2 separate regions of the Homo sapiens genome follow, and region 2 is linked to region 1. The links are chromatin contacts, found by Hi-C in ENCODE. All regions are on one chromosome and are shown on one strand. Each heading gives the region's core, a stretch centred on a gene start or an enhancer-like site at or near the end of the contact. The rest is flanking DNA. Distances are from core to core; before and after follow the strand shown. Region 1 holds the start of CTXN3 (cortexin 3). Region 2 holds the start of CCDC192 (coiled-coil domain containing 192).

Region 1 (3,177 bases), core at 73-2,572:
ATATATTTTATACTCTCAAAACATAGACTCAAGTCTACTAGAAAGCCTACGAACAATGATTTCATAAACATGAGGATGTCTTCAGCTACAGATGTCAACAGGCAGTTTCAGAACTGTTGCCAGCCCCCACTGCTGCACTGGGAAGTCTGTTCTCTGCTTGTTTCTGCAAAGTCAGCCTGCAGACACGTCTGCTTGGGCTGGGAGTGGACCCTGTTATTCTCAACTCACTGCTGCTTTTAAGCTCTGGGTCAGCAGGAGACCTTTGTCTTCAGCCTCAGCCCCAATCTCAGCTTTACTTCTTCCCCATCTTCATCTTCCTCTTAATATCTGCTTGAGGAATTTTTAAGGGACTGCAGGGCAAGGCTACTGCCTAGCTGAGAACATCAGAAAACACCATGAGGGTGCCTAGTCAGGAATCGGTGGTATCAGAAGGCACCCTTAACGAACTGGAACTTTTAACTTCAAATAATAAGCCCTACTGTTCCACCTGGTTTTCTTTGTCTTTCTTTGTGTGTTTCATAGTGAAAACGGCTACTTGCTGATATCTCAAAAGGATAGTGCTGCACACAGCTTATCAGCCAGGGACAGTCAACGCTGTCAATATGAGTGGTTGAGTTGTGATCCTTTGTAAACAAATCAGAACATCCTTGTTACATTTTGGAAGGTTGGACGTTTTAGGTGACTGAAAAAAAAAATACGATAATGGGCAAACAGCTTTCAGAAATAAATTACTGCAGCTTAGGAAAGAAAAAAAAGCCTGTTTTACTACTTCTTCATCCAGTATCAATAACATTATAAACTTAACCATGCTTTAAAAATAAAGGCATCATTACATTTTACCCCCTCGCTTCTTAACTTTATCTAGCAATTGTTTAATTAGACTTATCTAACAGCTAGATCTAAATTCACAACTATGATCCGAAAGGCATGTATGCGATGATTGCTCATGCATCAATTGTAAAGTTAGAGAAAAGCATTTAATTAGCCCGTCAAAGATACAGGTTGGGTCAAGTACCTGGCTCTGGCTGAACAAACACTTGATCCATTTCCTGGTGGAACAGTTACAGGTAGTTACAAGCCTCTTTAGTTTCCATTCTTCCCGACCACGCTGTGTGAAAGCAGTAGACAGTGGTAGCTGCAAGGCAGCTGATGGCACACCCCAGGTCTAAAGCTGTTGTTTCAGGCTTAGAAACTTCCCATTAAAACCCCGAGTTAAAGGAGCATCGTCTTTCTGTGTGAGGCATCATTAACGGCCAATACTGCTGCTTCTTTGAGGTGAGCCATGATTTCAGTTCTGCCTCAGCAACTCTTCAGAGGATTCTGCTTCAGCGAGTAGAGGCAGTATCCTAGCAGTGTGTCTGAAATCATCTTCAAGAAAGCATTAACATTCAAAAGGAGTACGGGGTTGGGGGGTGGGGAAACATCACAGGCATTCCTATACCTTTTCAAAATCAAAGCCATAAATCTACCAGTGCTCTGTCCTCTTTATTGATTGTTGACACTATTCCTCTTTGGGAGTGTCAATTAGCACGTCGCAGCAAGTCTTCATATTGATTATTGTTGATGACCTTCAGGCCAACTCAATTAACAGGAAGACTTCTGGGGAAGGGCATCAACTTAGCATTTGGGAGAGGGAGAAAAGGCTCATTTTCCTAAAGAAAACTAAAGTGACCTTTCCAAAAAGCAGCATTTATGGGAAGGAAAGAACCATTTAAAAATATCAAAATCATAGTTTCACCACCTGTCACCTGCTTGTAAATTAGCTGGGCAGTTGGTTGCCAGGTCCAGTGTCTCTCTGAGCAGCCTGCATAATTGTGGCATTGGGAAAGCCCCCACCCCACACAGGGCACCTGAGACCACTCGATGAATAAAGAAGATTGATTTTTGTGAGAGAAAGTTGTTCTCATTCTGCAGATTCTAGTTACTTGCTACAATGCTTAAATTACTTTCGTTGGATAAGTAAATTTGGAAAATATTTTAGGATAAAATTCTTCATTAAAAAAACACTTCTCTAAGAAGAATTCAGCCTAATGCTTAAGACGGAGCATCCTTGTTTTTTGGCAACTCACCACTTTCTTTGTTGAAGTGGCGGCACAGTTAGCGACAACACACCCACCCACCAAATGATGGGGTGCGTGATATTTAAAGCTGCCTCTGACTGTGCCTGTCAGCTATGCTGTCTCCTCAGCTCTTGTGAGCAACCGGCCATTACCCAAAGGCTCTAGGAAACTGGAACCAAGCTCATCTTCTAAGAGGGAAACCCCATCTGCTCACAACGGACCACAATCCTGGATAGGATAGGCCTCGGACCCCAAAGGAACCTTTCAAATCAAATGCTAAATGTTAGGATCGAATGCTTGATGTTAGAGTCTAACCTCAAGACAATATGCAGGTTCTTTCCCCATTTGTTTTCCTAATTTTTAACTGAATTTTCTTTCCAATTCATTTTACTTACCCTATTTTCAGACACACACATACCACACACCGTAAGACAATGGGACACATGAAATCCAACTGAGCACGATCATCCTGTACTAACTGGCATCCCTCTTGCATTTAGTCAATTCTGGCAGAGGGAGTGCCTGTTTTGGCAATGCCAACAGAGTGTGGTTGAGGAATCTTTCCGACCTCACCCTCCTTCCTATAATTATCATTCCATGCGGTGAGAAAATATCATAGTTAGACATGAGCCTGGGTGACTGTAGCTTACCCTGCCAAAGAGGCCTTCTCGGATATGGTTTAGCCTACAGACTCGTAGAGGGAGAAGGGAACCTGAAAAGGCCTGGGGCTGTCCTCTAGCTACTCTGCAGGCTGAAACCATCCCAGAGAGATGAGTGCCTGGCCTATTTTAAAAAGTCTCCAGAGAAGTAGATGCCATAACTTCCTCTGACAACCTCTGTTTAAACAAACTCCTCTGCTGCTTACTTAGTCTAAATGTGTTGGCGCATTTCTTTTCATTCTGTCCTTGCTGCAAAAAGTCAGGCACTAACCACTCCAAAATTTTGTTAGAATGCCCTTTCCTTTCAGAGAAGCCGAACTAGATAAACCAAAGAGTATTTGATGAAGATCTGGTGTTATGCTTGGAGCTAAATTTAAACCTTTCTTCTTAAAGATAATTATAATGGAAATTATTAAAATCAGCCCTTCCCCTTATGCAGCTATATTATGTGAATCATC
Region 2 (3,194 bases), core at 374-2,873, 54 kb before region 1:
AGTGCATTATAAGAACATTGAAATTTCCTTCCTTTAAATGAAATGTCTTTCCGCTTTCTAAACTTTTTACTTCATTCTTCATGTCAAATTGGAGGACTAGTCACCAATTAGCCTGGGTGAATAAATGATTTATTTATTTATTTATTTATTTATTTATTTATTTATTTATTTATTTTAGATGGAGTTTCGCTCTGTCGCCCAGGCTGGAGTGCAGTGTCGCGATCTAGGCTTACTGGGGAGATATGTTATCTCTTTAGCTGCTTTGTTCTGGGAAAATAAAAGAAAATGAGTGTTTGCTAAATTTCATTAGCTTTAATAAATGGATAAAGCCTTACTCCCTCCCATAGATTATTTAATTTTTGAGGCTTATGGAATCCTTTGCACAAATAAACAACATTTTACATAAAATCTTAGATTTGTGAATTTCTCATATCATCCACAGACCATAGACCCAAGACGAAAAGCAAATAAGAACAAGGATCACACATTCACATAAGGAAAATACATTTTAAAACTTAACGAAGCAGGCCAGGCACGGTGGCTCATGCCTATAATCCCAGCACTTTGGGAGGCCAAGGTGGGCAGATCACCTGAGGTCAGGAGCTCAAGACCAGCCTGGCCAACATGGTGAAAGCCTGTCTCTACAAAAATACAAAAATTAGCTGGGCATGATGGCAGATGCCTGTAATCCCAGCTACTCAGGAGGCTGAAGTGGGAGAATCACTTGAACCCGGGAGGCAGAAGTTGCAGTGAGCCAAGATCACTCCATTGCACTCCAGCCTGGATGACAGAGTGAGACTCTGTCTCAAAAACAAACAAACAAACAAAAACTTTAAAAAGCAGAACCATGGTTGCATGTGAACATCCCACAAGGATACTGCCCTATAGGATGTAGCTCCTGCTACAGAGATGTGGCCACCTCTCACTCAAGATTTAAAAGAAAATTGTAAATGGAAGATATTTCCACATTTGAAAGGGAAATGAGTATGGTGTCAACATGCAAAATTTCTAGTAATTAAATGCAGATCAATTAGAGAAGTGAACTGTACTTCCATATTTCTAGCCAACATTGATCTAGGTTTTTATGTGGGGAACATGTAGAGGAGGAATGACCCAGCTTTTTGTGTGTGCATCTCTTGGCAAGAGAGTAGTGAAGATGACATTTCCTTTCAACTGAAAGAAGGCTGGCTTCATACCCTCCCCCTTCCCACATCAGTAAAATGGCTGGGGTGGGTGAGTGTGTGATTTTTAGAAGACCAAGTAAGGGACAATTTATTTGTTCAACAAATATTTATTGAACCCCTACTGTGTGTCAGGCCATGCCCTGTGATCTGGGAAGACAGCAGCTTTCAAAGAAAGGGGTCACTCTCCAGGAAAGGATAAAAAGTCTGTCTGCTGTTATTCCCCAGACTTTAAAGAAAGATTTTTTTTTAAGTACTGAGTGAAAGCTACTTTATCCAGAAATTCCCATGAATTATTTTGGGATGAGAGGAGCTGGGAACTCACCTGCTTCTCTCTGAGGTGTCAGACTCTGGGACCACAGATTTCTTGCTATAGCATTGTCCCATCTCAAGCCAGACCCACTGGGATCCCCTGTCCCTGGGACAGACGTCAACAGGCATCATTCTTTAGAGTTTTAGAATCCCTGCTATTGCTCTGCTGTCCCTTGTTGCTAGGCTACCACAATGGATGTGGAAAAGACAGTTAACTTCCCAAAGAAAAAAATCTCCGTTACAAAGCTGCAGTAACCTCTCAAAACATCTCACAAATCAGATCCAGGCATGAGAATAGGTGAAGAATCACCACATAGCCATCATTTCTGGAAAACTCATTCAAAGTGGAACAGAAACAGTGGTTTTGTGCTCAAACCAAGGCATGTTTACATCCAGAACCAATGCTAAGGAAACAGCCACACTGCTGTCTGAGAGGGGTGCACACCCAGAAATGCATTGGTTTACAGGCAATCAGTGGTGTCACCACAGACCAACCCCTTATTGTGATGATCTGCTTTCCCTGGGACCCGCCGGCCCCAGACAGAAGACCCCACCCGGCCACATTCTCATGAAAGCTTCTTTCCTAACACAGGATTGCACAAGTGATTCATTGTGCCTGATTAGCTGGTAGTTTGCTCACTGTTCACCTGCAACTGCTGCTCCATCTTCCCTGTTGCTTGTCCAAAGACACCAGCTACTTTCTCCCAGCCAGTTGCTGTATCTCTCCCTGGATGCATTTGTAGACCCAGGTGAACCTGTATCCGCTTCACTTTCTGCTCTGACAGGAAGTACAGGTAGGATCCCTGCAGTCCACAGCTCAGAATCATTCCTGGATTTTGGTCTGTATGTCCTGGACTCACCCAATCTAGTCACACGGCTCATCCTAAAATAAATTAGACTGGCATGACAGCAATGTTTCTAATCACAGAATTTGCTTCTAGGGTTAGAGCATTATAGAGCAAGTAACTACAATAGTAACAGGAATGAATAGTTAAGACTGATCTATTAAAGAGTATAATTAGCATTTACTTCTTCAACAAAACTTCAAGTGACCCAGCCCCTTGGTAAAAAAAACCCTATGAATAAAATTAAGAACTATTGAGCGGTTGTTGTTCTGGATAGAAAAGCCAACACTAAATGGGTAGTTGTGGAAAGGCAAGGATTGGGCAATCGGCCTTGCATGTAGTTAGCAGCCTGTTGGGGATCAGAAATCATCTTACCTCTCTGTGCTTTGGATTTGTTACTTTAAGAAAGAACCAAATTAGCCGGGTGTGGTGGTGGGCGCCTGTAGTCCCAGCTACTCGGGAAGCTGACGCAGGAGAATGGTGTGAACCCAGGAGGCGGAGCTTGCAGTGAGCCAAGATGGCGCCACCGCACTCCAGCCTGGGCTACAGAGCCGGACTCTGTCTCAAAAAAAAAAAAAAAGGAAGAACCACTTGAACTATTTCTGTCATCCCTTCTAGCTAACATTTTTGTTCTGTTTCTTTAGCTCATCTCATTTAAAAAAAAAAAAAAACCCACAGAGTAGATTACACTTTAGTGCATTTTAGAGGAATGTCCAGATGTTCACTGTGTAGTTGTAGTCATAATATTTTATAAAAGAAAAGTCATCTCAATAATGGCTGGTGAAAGGCACTGTAGGCACTAATTATTTGTAATGGTTATTAATCTTATCATACATCTAGCTGATCAAAAAGAGAG

The links. Hi-C counts contacts between places; a loop is a spot of excess contacts on that map.
Region 2: a loop to region 1 is called in a map of ovary, with 2.0 times the contacts of the local background. The contact joins the promoter of CCDC192 here to the promoter of CTXN3 in region 1. A Hi-C loop is called at or near these places in 2 of 168 maps with a recorded cell type or tissue (aorta and ovary).

What each region holds. Positions count from the first base shown.
Region 1 is chr5:127,647,227-127,650,403 of GRCh38, reverse strand. It overlaps CTXN3 (cortexin 3), which reads right to left and starts at 1,322. Exons shown (of 3, transcript NM_001048252.3): 1 at 1,016-1,322.
Region 2 is chr5:127,701,820-127,705,013 of GRCh38, reverse strand. CCDC192 (coiled-coil domain containing 192) reads right to left here and starts at 1,623. Exons shown (of 7, transcript NM_001317938.2): 1 at 1,507-1,623. The coding sequence starts at 1,568.